Linked DNA regions of Homo sapiens: region 1 is linked to region 2. The links are chromatin contacts, found by Hi-C or POLR2A ChIA-PET in ENCODE. All regions are on one chromosome and are shown on one strand. The core of a region is the stretch at or near the end of the contact, and the rest is flanking DNA. Distances in the headings are between cores, read along the strand shown.

Region 1 (7,172 bases), core at 2,705-5,204, 1.4 Mb before region 2:
GTGAAAAATACAAATGGCAGGACAATATCCATGTATAACATTATTTCACTTGTGTTATTAATTTTTTTTTTTTTTTGAGACAGAGTCAAACTCTGTCACCTAGGCTGTAGTGCAGTGGCGCTATCTCAGCTCACTACAACCTCTGCCTCCCGGGTTCAAGCAATTCTTGTGTCTCAGCTTCCCAAGTAGCTGGGATTATAGGCATGTGACACCATGCGTGGCTAATTTTTGTATTTTTAGTAGTGACAGTGTTCATCATGTTGGCCAGGCTGGTCTTGGACTCCTGGCCTCAAGCAATCCACCTGCTCATCCTTCTAAAGTGCTGGGATTACAGGCATAAGCCACCATGCACGGCCTGTTTTTAAATAATTTTTTAAATGTCTTGACAGATAACAGTGTTCGTGCAGGCAGAAAAAACAGCTGAAAGTAAGCAGAAATATTCTAATAATTTGGGGGAAAGGACTGAGAAGAAGACACTTCCTTTTTATTATTTATGTACTATTTGAATTTGTTTTTATACACAGGTGTCCAAACTTTTGGCTTCCCTGGACCACACTAGAAGAAGAATTGTCTTGGGCCACACATCAAATACGCTAACACTAACAGCGATAAGCTTAAAAAAAAAAAGGTCCATGCATAATGTTCATTATATACATCACCACAGATAAGCAAAAATTTCTTTGCAATCAAAAAGTTGGACATCTGACTGGGCGCAGTGGCTCACGCCTGTAATCCCAACACTTTGGGAGGCTGAGGCGGGCAGATCATGAGGTCAGGAGTTCAAGACCAGCCTGGCCAACATGGTGAAACCCTGTCTCTACTAAAAATACAAAAATTAGCCGGGCGTGGTGGCACATGGCTGTAATCCCAGCTACTCAGGAGGCTGAGGCAGGAGAATCGCTTGAACCTGAGAGGGGGAGGTTGCGGTGAGCCAAGATTGCAATACTGCACTCCAGCCTGGGGGACAGGGCAAGACTCCAACTCAAAAAAAAAAAAAAAAAGTTGGACATCCATGAAACTATGAAATGTATTTAAAAGTTAAAAAAAAAAAAAAAAGGCCAAACGCCAGGTGCAGTGGCTCATGCCTGTAATCCCAACATTTTAGGAGGTGAAGGCAGGAGGATTGCTTGAATCCAGGTGTTTGAGACCAGCCTCGGCAACTTAGGAAGACCTTGTCTCTACAAATAATTTTAAATATTAGCTGGGCATGGTGGTGCACGACTGTGGTCGCAGCTACTCGGGAGGCTGAGGCAGGGGGATTGCCTGAGCCCAGGAGGTTGAGGCTGCAATGAGCTGTGATCATACTCCTGCACCCCAGCCTGGGTGATAGAGTGAGAGCCTGTTTCAAAAAGAAAAAAGCAGTGAAAAAAAAAATTTAAAGGCCAAAAATTTGTGTGGGAACCCAGAGATATACAAACAAACAAGAATGTAGTCAATAGAACGGGTTATAAAATGAAGACAGCAACTCACAAGGAATTCCCTTTGTGCCGATGAAGTCCCCAGGGGAGGGGAGCTGAAGAGTGGTTCCAAAAGTGACCTGAGCCCTGTTACCAGTGCAGGGTCGCAGCCATTCATTTCTCCAGTTAGCCAGGGAGCAAACAGAAATTGAATGCTGGGCATGGTAGAATCAGGGATGAATCCAGTTTATCAAGCAGAGAGATACTGGTAGAACAGGGACCCGAGGGTGGAGATAGGTGATGCACAGAAGAAATAGGGAGGCAGGGAAGAGAGTGTGTCAGTCGGAGGGAATGGGCAGCAGCACCAGAGGCTGCTGAGATGAGGACTGAGGGGGGACTGTTGCCACTGGAGAGACAGGAGGGTTGCTGGTAACCTTAGCCTGGAGCCAGAGGGGGGAGGGGTCATGCAAAGGGAGACCTCTCCCAGGCTAGTCAGACTCTGTGACTGTCTCTGAGGCTGTCTAGAGGCAGGGTGGAGAAGCCAAAAGTAATGGCAAGAGTCCATTGTCCTGTCCTTCCCTATAACAGGGAAGGGGGCCAGAGAGCCTCCACAAGCGGAACTGCTCCTAAATGACAAGACCACCCAACTGGGGCTCCATTTGCCACATTAGAGCAATGGAGGCCCCCAGACTGTTGCACCCCTCTTCCTACCCACAGCTCCTTCCTGCACCACTGGGGGCCTTGCATGCTTGTGGAAAATTGGAGAAATGCCTGTTTGCCAAAGCTCCCTCCACTTCCCTCCTCCTCCCCCCACCATAGCTACCCTTTTAAGTCAGCCCTGGGAGGATAAACTTAAAGAAGAGGCCTGCATAGGCCCTGGAATGAACTCAGGACATGTGGGCACATACTTTTGGGGTCCCATGTGCCTGGAGGCGAGGCACGGGGCACATCATCTTGGCCCTGTGATCTCTTACTCTGTGGGAAAGAGTGCGGGGGACAGCCAGAGATGGGCCTCTCAAGCACACAGTCCAGGGCAGGCGGCCCTGGCTTCTCAGCTCTCAGGACAGAAAAGGTCCTGGAAAGGACAAAAGAGAGAGCCAGGCCCAACCAAGAGAAGTAGAAGTGGAAGTAGCCCAGGTGTGTGGGCAAGCATGCTAGCACTCATCTCTGGAAGTGGGTTTCAGGATGTAAGGCAAGCAAACTCAGTGTGGAGTAGAAAGTGGTTGGTTGTATCACCTGTGAGCAAAAGCCATGGTGTGCAAATGACAACAGTCAATGTGATGTTATGCTGCTGCCCTGGACAAATGCAGTCCTCTTTTCCATCTCAGTGATGCTGTCATCACCCCCCTGATTGCACACACAGGATACCTGGGAGTCATTCTTGGTGCCTGTTTCTTACCTCCCATTATCCACCAGCAAGTCTTATCAATTCTACTTTTTGGATCTATCTCCAATCCAGTTCCCTCTCTCTCATCCAATCTCCCTTCATCTCTTTCCTAACTTCTGTGCTAGTTTCCTAACTGAACTTCCTGATGCCTCTTGCCTCTCCTGTCTATTCTCATAGCAATCAGAATGATCTTAGTAAAACAGAGCTGACCATGACATGCCCCAGCTTAAGACCCTTGATGAACCTCCTACTGCCCTCAAAATAAAGTCCAAATTCCCTATTGTGGCCTACCAACCCACTTATGATCTGGCCCTAACCTATCAGTGTCATTCCTCCACCCTCACACTCTTTAAGTTCCACTCCTCCTGAATTTCATTCCGTCCTTCCCACATTTTTAAATATTTTGTAAAGATGGGGTCTCCCTATGTTGCCCAGGCTGGTCTCAAACTCCTGGCTTCAAGTGATCCTCGTGCCTCAGCCTCCCAAAGTGTTGGGATTACAGGTGTGAGCCACCACACACACGCTCTTATTTAGGTACTTTTTTGTTTTTTGTCATTCTACTAACTGTAGTACTGCATTGTGGTTTTAATTTCCACTTCTTTGATGACTAATGATGTTCAGTCTACTCCTTCTTTGAAATCTCTGCTTGGTTTTCATTTGTTCCAAGAAGTAATCGCTCCTTCTACAGACTAAGTTCCTGTCCTCCTTTGTAGTTCCATGACAACCAATATTTATCTCCACCTTGGCCTTAACCCACTAAAGTACAGTTGTTTTACTTTTACCTCCACACCCACCGCCATCATCACAAACACACACATACACGACTGTGCACTTCCTGAAGGCAGAAGCAGCATCATACTTCTTTGGTATCTTCAGCAATCAGCACAGACCTGAAACACAATCTTTACACAATAAATATGATGAGTGAATGAACAGTTGCTTAACAAATTAAAGAATGGATGAAGGTAGGTAGTTAGGTACAAGGTTTTGCAGATAGGCCTGGCTGTGTCAATTAAACCTTTCTTCATGGGTCCTCACACTTAGTAAGCTCACTTTTAAAAGGACAATGCTGAAGACACAAATGTTTACAATGACCACAGCGATGACGGGATCCGAGAGAAAGGCAAGGCGGAAGGGGTGAGGCCGGAAGCCGAAGTGCCGCAGGGAGTTAGCGGCGTCTCGGTTGCCATGGAGACCAGGAGCTCCAAAACGCGGAGGTCTTTAGCGTCCCGGACCAACGAGTGCCAGGGGACAATGTGGGCGCCAACTTCGCCACCAGCCGGGTCCAGCAGCCCCAGCCAGCCCACCTGGAAGTCCTCCTTGTATTCCTCCCTCGCCTACTCTGAGGCCTTCCACTACAGCTTCGCAGCCCGGCCCCGCCGCCTCACGCAGCTTGCGCTGGCGCAGCGTCCCGAGCCTCAGCTGCTTCGTCTGCGCCCCTCCTCGCTGCGCACCCAAGATATCTCGCACTTGCTCACCGGCGTCTTCCGCAACTTGTACTCAGCCGAGGTCATCGGCGACGAAGTGAGCGCAAGCTTGATCAAGGCCCGCGGCAGCGAGAATGAGCGCCACGAGGAGTTCGTGGACCAGCTGCAGCAGGTAACGTGGCGGTGGCGTCGCGTCTGCGGACGGTGCCGGGGTCTCAGCGCTCGGCACGCGTCAGCACCTGCCAGGTGCCAGGCGCTGTTCCAGGATCTGGGGCTGCAGTTGAGAAACAGCCCATCATGCCGAAGTGGGCCCGACATTCTAGTGGAAGGACGCTCTATCCATACACACACATGCGCAAATACCACACATACCACACAACGTGCGGCATATATCTGTAGCACCTGTCTATATTTCTCTAGACACATACGTTATATATTGCATATATCAATGAACGACTGCGGCAGACCGCTGAATAGTTGTTCCATGGAGAGGATAAAGCCAAAAGTCACCCGGCTTTGGGGTGCCTTTGTATCACAAACCACAATCTTGACTGGGCCATTCATGCGCAGATTTTAGGAAGCGTGTCTAGCCTCTAGAACAGCAACTCTGCTTCCTCATCTGTACAAGGAGAAAACCAGCTGACTCGCGGCCTCTGTGCTGAGTCGGCCTCTGCTGGCCACACTACTGAAGACTCCCTTAAACTTGTGGGCACTCCTCCCATACCCGATCCTTTACCCCGGTGTGCTTCCTGCCTCTCAGATCTTCTTCTTCTCCTTTCTGTTCTGTCCTCTACCTGCCCCTTAAGTGACATGCATCCCACGTCGTTAGCTTCAGTCATTCCTTCACTTAACACATTTGTTGAATGTCTGCTGGGTGTCATACTCTGTTCTAGGCAGTGGGGATTCAGCAGTGAATAAAAACGCCAGTGTTCGGGCACACCCACACTCACACACGCAACCTGTCCTCTGTAGCTTTCAACCTAACTGAGGTAGATAGACATTAACAAAATGAATACCTATACAGTATGTGAGATACTTACAGGACCAGTCTCGCCGCCTCCACGGGTTATAGGCTTCTTAAAGTGCAGCCAGAGCCCCTGGCTGGGATCCTGTACTCTGTGATTCGTGGGTCACCACATTCACTCTGCTAAGACTTCAGCCTACCCAGCCAGACCTTGCCCTTGAACTTCAGACTCACATCCCTGTCATTCACATGAGCCAGAATATATGGAGCATTATAAACCTATAAACCCCATGACCAGTCACCCAGTTCACTGGATTCTATCTTCTCAGTATCTGTCCCATAAGTAGCCACTATACCAGAGTCTGAATTGGCAAATAGTGATCCCTTTTTTTGAAGAAAAAAAGTAATACATATTACAAATTTTTTTTTTTGACAGAGTCTGGCTCTGTTGCCCAGGCTGGAGTGCAGTGATGTGATCACAGCTCACTGCAGCCTTAACATCAGGGGCTCAACTGATCCTCCCTCCTCAGCATCTGGAGTAGCTAGGACCACAGGTGTGCACCAGTATGCCCAGCTTATTTATTTATTTATTTATTTATTTGAGATGGAGTCTCACTCTGTCACCCAGGCTGGAGTGCATGGCGCAATCTCAGCTCACTGCAAGCTCCACCTCCCACATTCATGCCATTCTCCTGCCTCAGCCTTCTGAGTAGCTGGCGCCTGCCACCACACCTGGCTAATTTTTTTGTATTTTTAGTAGAGACAGGGTTTCACTGTGTTAGCCAGGATGGTCTCGATCTCCTGACCTCGTGATCTGCCCACCTTGGCCTCCCAAAGTGTTGGGATTACAGGCATGAGCCACCACATCTGGCCTAAATTTTTATTTTTTAAAAATTGTGAGATGGGGTCCCACTATGTTGCCCAGGCTGGTCTCAAATTTCTGGCCTCAATTGATCCTTCCACCTCAGCCTCTCCAGATGCCGGTATTACAGGTGTGAGCCACTGTGCCTGGCCCACATTATAAAAATCTTAATTTAGAAGCTGAAATTTAATTTAAACATTTGAAGTTTTAAAATTGCAGAAATTTCAGAATGCAGAAAAGTTTAAAGAGTGATCCCCTATAGAAATACAACTATGCGGCCGGGCGTGGTGGCTCACGCCTATAATCCCAGCACTTTGGGAGGCCGAGGCGGGCAGATCACGAGGTCAGAAGTTTGAGTCCAGTCTGACCAACATAGTGAAACCCTGTCTGTACTAAAAATACCAAAAATTAGCCGGGCGTGGTGGTGTGTGACTGTAATCCCAGGTACTCGGGAGGCTGAGACAGGAGAATTGCATGAACCCAGGAGGCGGAGGTTGCAATGAGCCAAGACTGCACCACTGCACTCCAGCCTGGGCGACAGAACGAGACTCCGTTTCAAAAAAAAAAAAAAAAAAAGAAATACAACTATGCAAAGATAAGTTGACTTTATAAATTATGGTATATTCACACTATGGAATACTACAAAGTTGTTAAAAAGAATGAATTATACCTGCATTGTAGACAAACACAGCTGCCATTTATTTATTTATTTATTTTTTTGAGGCAGAGTCTCGCTCTGTTGCCCAGTCTGGAGTGCAGTGCCACGATCTTGGCTCACTACAACTTCCGTCTCCTGGGTTCAAGCGATTCTCCTGCCTCAGCCTCCTGAGTAGCTGGGATTACAGACATGCACCACCATGCCTGGCTAATTTTTGTATTTTTAGTAGAGATGGGGTTTCACCATGTTGGCCAGGCTGGTCTCCAACTCCTGACCTCAAGTGATCTGCCCGCCTCAGCATCCCAAAGTGCTAGGATTACAAGAGTGTGCCACTGCGCCTGGCCCGCCATTTATTAATTTAGCAAAAAAGCCATAGAACAATGTTAGGATAATTTAATTTTTTATAATATATATGCATGGGAAAAAAGCTGAAAACTTTCACAACAAAATGTTAACAATATTCTTATGGGACATTTA
Region 2 (7,278 bases), core at 3,358-5,857:
AGGATAAATAATTTTGAGGCAAACCAAGGTTAGAGTGAGTCAGTTCTGAGGGCCCAATCAAGACAGGGAACCCAGCACTGACTCTGGGAGGTTGCAAAACTGAAACCTGCTCACCAAGGTTATGCCTTATGCCCCTTCCATATACTTCTGGCTGAGCAGTGCATTTATAACTTGTTGGGTTTTTTGTTTTTTTGAGACAGGGTCTCACTCTATTCCACAGGCTGGAGTACACTGGCAATCTCAGCTCACTGCTCTCAGCTCACTGCAGCCTCGACCTCCCAGGCTCAAGCAATCCTCCCACCTCAGCCTCCCAAGTAGCTGGGACTACAGGCATGCATTACCACACCCAGCTAATATTTTTGTATTTTTAGTAGAGACAGGGTTTCGCCATGTTGCCCAGGCTAGTCTCGAACTCCTGGGCTCAAGGGATCTGCCCACCTCAGCCTCCCAAAGTGCTGGGATTACAGGTGTGTGTCATCACGCCTGGCCTTCTAACTTATTGTTGATATTAAATGTAACAACCAGGCTGGGCACGGTGGCTTATGCCTATAATCCCAGCCCTTCGGGAGGCTGAGGCGGGCAGATCACAAGGTCAGGAGTTCGAGACTAGCCTGACCAACATGGTGAAAACCTATCTCTACTAAAAATACAAAAATTAGCTGGGCATGGTGGCACGCGCCTGTAATCCCAGTTACTTGGGAGGCCAAGGCAGGAGAATCGTTTGAACCTGGGAGGCAGAGGTTGCAGTGAGCTGAGATCATGCCATTGCACACCAGAGGGAGACTCTGTCTCAAAAAATAAATAAATACATTTAACAAGCAGCAGGGCACAGTGGGTCACACCTATAATCCCAGCACTTTGGGAGGCCAAGGCCAGTGAGATCACTTGAGGTCAGGAGTTCAAGACCATCCTGGCCAACATGGCAAAGCCCTGTCTCTACTAAAATTACAAAAAATCAGCCAGATGTAGTGGTGTGCACCTGTAGTCCCAGCTATTCGGGTAGCTGAGGCACAAGAATTGCTTGAATCTGGGAGGCAGAGGTTGCAGTGAGTTGCAATTGCACCACTGCACTCCAGCCTGGGAGACAGCAACTCTGTCTCAAAAAAAAAAACAAAAAAAAGAAGAAGAAGAAAAAAAAATTTAACAATCCACTGTGTCTTAAATTTCAGCTTTTGTCACCACTCCCTCCAAAAAAAGGTGCCTCAATGCAACAGCCTCTAGGTAGAACTAGCTTCTAAGTTCTTCTCTGCTCCTGGGAGCCATTAGCTTAGGTAGTCAGGAAATACCCTAGGCCGGGTGCAGTGGCTCATGCCTGTAATCCTAGCACTTCGGGAGGCCGAGGCGGGCTGATCACTTGAGGTAAGGAGTTCAAGACCAGCCTGGCCGACAAAGCAAAACCCTGTCTCTACCAAAAATACAAAAACTGGCCAGATGTGGTGGTGCGGGCCTGTAGTCCCAGCTACTCGGGAGGCTGAAGCTGGAGAATTGCTTGAGCCTGGGAGCAGAGGTTGCAGTGAGCTGAGATCACACTACTGCACTCCAGCCTGGGTGACAGAATGAGACTGTCTCAAAAAAAAAAAAATTACATAAAATAAAGAAGAAATACTCTAGAGTCTAGGATCGTGGTTTTTAAACTCAATATGGCTGCACATTGGAATCATCTGGAAAATGTTGGGGCTCAGAAAATGATACCCCTGACTGAATAAGGCACTTTGGCATGCTGCATGCTTTGAATTAAAGAAAATTGAAAGGCTTCTGAAATAGCGTCAGAACCAAGGTTTCTTTCTGACCTTCCCCTAACCCCATCTCTCAATCCCCTTTTCCCAAAGCATCCGGAGGGGCTTTGTCTGAAGTTCCCTTATCTGAATAAGGTAGGTTCCTCCAGAATAAAATACAATAGTCTTAAAACTTCCTCCCTAAGAATCTCATCAGGTAACCAGGAAATATTAACCACTGGGAAGAGAAAAGACTAAAAGTCATCACCATGCCCAGACAGACTCTTCATCTATTTTTCTGAGGGCAGCTTTTGAGAGATTTTCCAGGAGACATTATTTGCCTAATAAGGCAACCTTTGGTCACAGTGAAGTTCCTCCCCTTACCCTTTGCTGCTGTTTCCCCCAGAGCTCACAGGAACTTTGTCTCAGGCAAATTTTCTGTTCTTTGAACTCATTCCTATCCTTCCAAAAATCACTTACTAGCCCTCTAAATTGTTTACCATCCCATCTCCCTTCCCTGTGAAGTAGATGCTATTTAAGCTTCAGCCATCTGGCCCTTCTTTGAGTCTTATATTTCGTGTGGCTCCTGTGCATAAGCACATTAATAAATGTGTATGTTTGGCCTGGTGTGGTGGCTCACGCCTGTAATCCCAGCACTTTGGGAGGCCGAGGTGGGCAGATAACCTGAGGTCAGGAGTTCAAGTCCAGCCTGACCAACATGGAGCAACCCCATTTCTACTAAAAATACAAAATTAGCCGGGTGTGGTGGCGCATGCCTATAATCCCAGCTACTCGAGAGGCTGAGGCAGGAGAATTGCTTGAACCCGAGAGGTGGAGGTTTCGTTGAGCCGAGATTGAGCCACTGCACTCCAGCCTGGGCAACAAGAGCAAAACTCCGTCTCAAAAAAAAAAAGTGTATGTTTCTTCTCCTGTTAATTTGTCTATTGTCAGTTCATTTTAGCAGTGAACACTCAGAGGGTGGAGGGGAAGCCCCTACAAGAGCTTTAAAAGCTACTGATGCTTGGGTCTCACTCAGAGATTCTGATATATTCAGCCCAGGTGTAAGATTTTAAAAGCTGCCCAGGTGATCCTAATGCCAAGGCTGAGGCCCCTGGAGGAACCCTGCAGAGCTGCACTCACTACTCAGCAATCCCAATCCACACGTGAAGGGTTAAGCAGGAGTACATTTGGGTGCAGGGGGCAGGGCATTGTTTTGGGACTCAGGGGCCTCTGAGGAGGCTTGTGGCCTGAGTTTCTGCCAACAAACTGAATGCCTCCTCTTCCCATAACAAAGCGTAGAAGCGGGAGGCATTTGCATTTGCCGCAAGGGGCTGTGACTTCTCTGAATTTGTCCCTCAAGCCCCAGGTGCTTCAGCCTTGGTGGGTGATGAAGCAGAGCAGCCTGGGGGTGACCTGTGCTAGGGTCCAAGGGTTTCCAAGCTCCTCAGAAAATCATACTGGCTTCAGTGGAGCTGCAGAGCCACTTGCAGGAGAACCTGGATGTGCTGTCCTTTGGAAGAGTGGCCATAAGGGTCTACGAGTTCATTTTAGGGTGGGCTCAGAAATCAGATTGACTCAGCAGGCCCCAGAGAGGAACCTGCACTTTTTTTTTTTTTGACGGAGTCTTACTCTGTCGCCCAGGCTGGAGTGCAAGTGGCGCAATCTCCACTCACTACAACCTCTGCCTCCTGGGTTCAAGCAATTCTCCCGCCTCAGCCTCCCCAGTAGCTGGGATTACAGGCATGCCTGGCTAATTTTTGAATTTTTAGTAGATACCGGGTTTCGCCATGTTGGCCAGGCTGGTCTCTTGAACTCCTGGCCTCAAGGGATCCGCCCGCGTCAGCCTCCGAAAGTGCTGGGATTACAGCCACCGCGCCCCTTCAATTAACTCCTATTTTTTTGTTTGTTTTTTGGAGACAGAATTTCGCTCTATTGCCCAGGCTGGAGTGCAGCGGTGCAATCACATTCACTGCAGACTTGACCTCTAGGCTCAAGCTATCCTCCTGCCTCAGCCTCCTGAGTAGCTGAGACTACAGGGACGCACCATCATGATTGGTTAATTTTTGTATTTTTTGTGGAGATGGGGGTCTCCCCATGTTTCCCAGGCTAGTCTTGAACTTCTGAGCTCAGGCAATCCACCCACCTCGGCCTCCCAAAGTGCTGGGATTACAGGCACAAGCCACCGCGCCCGGCAAACTTATCTCCTACTGATGGATATTGCAAAATTTTTCTTCTACCAAAAAAAAAAAAAAAAAAAAGATAGATATAATCCATACCATCTGTTCAATCTTGTCCTTTTTAACTTTTTCAGGGAAACTTCCCCCAGGTGATAGATGGATAGATACATGAGATAGACATAACGCATACGATCAGTTCAATCTTATCTTTTTTAACTTTTTCAGAGAAAACTTCCCTTAAGTGAACATTTAAATCTGAATTACGTCCTGTTAAACTGTTCTCCAGGAAAATAAAATAAAATAAATCTTCAAGTTTTTGTTTACCTAACAATTTGTTGTGTCGAACAAACCTTCCTACTTTTCAGGTAACAAAATGGCAGCTTAGGCTAGAAAGCCGCTCATATTCGCAGGTACAAGGGCTGGGTAAGAACGCCCCGCCTGGCTGACTAACTTGAGTTCCGCGCTCTGGACAGGAATTATGCACAGGGCGTCGCTGTGGCACTAGAAACCCCAAAGTCACAAGCGCCCCAGATCCGACCAGGATGCCGCTACCGGCTACAGCCCAGAGGCCCGCTCCTGCGGCGCAAGCCCGCCTTCCTGAAGAAAAAGCCCAGTCCCGGCAGCGTTCTTCTCCGGCTCCGCCCTTCTTCCGCTCGACTTTCTTTGCCATTGGCTGACAACGGAGTACATAAGGACGTCATTTCCTGCCGCCTGTCTTTTCCGTGCTACCTGCAGAGGGGTCCATACGGCGTTGTTCTGGGTGAGTTCCGTGTAGCGTCCCTGGCGCCTTCCAGGGCTAGAAAAATGAGCTTTTCCTGCTCAAATGAAGGGTGAGAAGACTAGTGATGAAAGCCGGTCAGACTGGATCTGTCTCCCGCCCGGCGCGCCCCACCTTAGGCCTGCGGCCCGCACGTGGCCAGGCTCGGGCTGGCGGGTTCCCAGAGTGCCCCGGGAGCGGGTGGAGGCCGCCCTCCAGCGGAGGCTCCGAGCTGGGGTTCGGACCAGGCCGCGGGTGGGCGGGAGTGCAGAAAGCGGGCTAACATCCTGTGTTGCTATCCCTTCGGAGTCCCACACGGCGGTGAGTCTAGGCCCAGGCGCTGATTTACACCAGCTACTTGGGCTGGTCGGGTTTTCCCTTCGCGCCGTGCGGGTCAGGAGTTAAGGTTCTCGGGTTTTTAGACAAACAAGTGGTGACAGCACAGCGAAGTAATTCCAAAGCATCCGCCTACAATCTGCTTGAAAATGTCTGAAAACAATTCATGCCTTTTTTGCCTTTAGTTTGCATATTCCAAACATGGCTGCTCTTTTGTATCTAGTTGTTAACTTGGCGCATCCACAACTTTTCCTTAATTCCTATCTTGAGAAGTGTTGAATTTCCATTCGCTAATTTCGTGTAGTTTTATTACTCGGTTACTCTGCCGTCCACACTATTTCCTCAGTAAGATGTGCGCTGTTCCGTAATACACGACATGTATGGGTTAACTTTCTGTTTACCCTTCACTACACTGTAAGCTCAATGCCTGACACTATAGCAGATGGAGTTTTTGGTTGCTTTTAAGGGTGTGCCCTACTTAACTCAATGGAATGAAAAGAAATAGGTTGCTCTCTTATTTCAGATTCCCGTCGTAACTTAAAGGGAAATTTTCACAATGTCCGGAGCCCTTGATGTCCTGCAAATGAAGGAGGAGGATGTCCTTAAGTTCCTTGCAGCAGGAACCCACTTAGGTGGCACCAATCTTGACTTCCAGATGGAACAGTACATCTATAAAAGGAAAAGTGATGGTTAGTCATTGCTTTAATTTTTTGTTACTCCAGCTGTAAGTACAAATTTTGAGCTTGCTATTCTCGTGGTTAGTTCTGGGTAATTTCTTTCTATCTTCCTTAAATGAAGCCAGACCCCTACGTTGAAAACATACTTTAAATAAATGTTCTTGTTATTGAGAGAAAAGATTTCTGCTCCAGGGGAGGAATATGTCAGTTGTCTGAGTTACGGGACTTGGGTTGGGTCATGAACATGAGAAAGTTCATTGGCTGAGTTTCTAATAGCTCGCATAGTGCCTTCAACTTCATAGGTACTTACACAGGCTATTGAACTGAATTTTGAGTGGAAAGTGGGGTAAGAGGTGGGAATGAACAATATGGTTTGGAAGAACCAGAGGATGGAAGGCATTAAGTTGGCTAAGGCACTTACTTATTTTAGAGATAAAGCTACCAAGGACTTGGGAGTGACATGCTGTAAAGGAGTTTTAGGATGAATCTTGCATCAGTGCAGATTATAAAAGGGAAAGAGTGGCAGAAAGCCAGGAAGTGGATTATTAAGAACCAATGATGGAATAAGTACAGGGAAAGAGAAAGGAAAGATGGATTTAGCCAACTGAATCTAGGCTGCACACTATTAAAGCTCAGGGTGGAGGCCAGTCTTGGCTCATGAACTTCTGAGTGTCGGAAGTGTGCTATATCAATGGCAGGATTTTCGCTAACACCAGTAGAGCTTGCCTCTATGACTGGAGTTTGGTAGTACTCGCTGCCACATAGAGTAAACTTGAGAAGAATGTTTGCACAGCCAGGTCAAGTGTTACAAATCCTTCTGCCCTCACTTAGGCATCTATATCATAAATCTCAAGAGGACCTGGGAGAAGCTTCTGCTGGCAGCTCGTGCAATTGTTGCCATTGAAAACCCTGCTGATGTCAGTGTTATATCCTCCAGGAATACTGGCCAGGTTTGTGGAACAGTGGTTAGTTTTTATATTATAGAAATAAAGCTTACAGACATTGTGAGACATAGAAAGACATAAGAAAACAGAAATAACTCAGGCCGGGCGCGGTGGCTACGCCTGTAATCCCAGCACTTTGGGAGGTGGAGTCCGGCGTATTACGAGGTCAGGAGATCCACACCACGGTGAAGCCCCATCTCTACTAAAAATACAAAAAATTAGTTGGGCGTGGGGGCGGGTGCCTGTAGTCCCAGCTACTCAGGAGGCCAAAGTGGAGAATGGCGTGAACCCGGTGGGCGGAGCTTGCAGTGAGCTGAGATGCGCCACTGTACTCCAGCCTGGGTGACAGAGCCGAGACTCTGTCTCAAAAAAAAAAAAAAAGAAAATAGAAAACTCAAACTCCACTGTTAAGAGATCTTAAGTTGGACTGAGCCATAGAAATCGCCCTTATGACCTATGACCTTCCTTTTTTTTTTTTTTTTTTTTTTTCCTTCAAGACAGTCTCTCGCTCTGTTGCCTGTTGTCCATCCTGGACTGCAGTGGTGTGATATCGGCTCATTGCAGCCTTTGCCTCCTAAGCTCAAGGGATTCTCCTGCCTCATCCTCCCGAGTAGCTGGAATTACAGGCATGTGCCACCATGCCTGACTGATTTTTGTATTTTTAGTAGAGAC

Evidence for each region. Hi-C counts contacts between places; a loop is a spot of excess contacts on that map. ChIA-PET counts read pairs that join two places held with the same protein, here RNA polymerase II (POLR2A). Pooled maps may share reads with other maps.
Region 1: a pooled map shows a loop between it and region 2 (6-fold over the local background). The contact joins the promoter of DLEC1 here to the promoter of RPSA in region 2. A Hi-C loop is called at or near these places in 2 of 168 maps with a recorded cell type or tissue (CD8-positive, alpha-beta T cell and OCI-LY7), 1 of 37 single-sample maps with no recorded cell type and 8 of 50 pooled maps. POLR2A ChIA-PET finds 5 or more read pairs at or near these places in 1 of 52 experiments (activated T-cell).

The regions. Positions count from the first base shown.
Region 1 is chr3:38,035,254-38,042,425 of GRCh38, forward strand. It overlaps DLEC1 (DLEC1 cilia and flagella associated protein), which reads left to right and starts at 3,955. Exons shown (of 37, transcript NM_007335.4): 1 at 3,955-4,383. The coding sequence starts at 3,973. RefSeq lists enhancers at 4,020-4,229, 4,520-4,749.
Region 2 is chr3:39,402,113-39,409,390 of GRCh38, forward strand. RPSA (ribosomal protein SA) reads left to right here and starts at 4,608. Exons shown (of 7, transcript NM_002295.6): 1 at 4,608-4,652; 2 at 5,509-5,674; 3 at 6,494-6,612. The coding sequence starts at 5,542. It overlaps SNORA6 (small nucleolar RNA, H/ACA box 6), which reads left to right and starts at 6,279; the gene lies at 6,279-6,427. RefSeq lists enhancers at 1,951-2,743, 4,329-5,120, 4,502-4,641, 6,706-7,278 and silencers at 4,812-4,991, 6,387-6,436.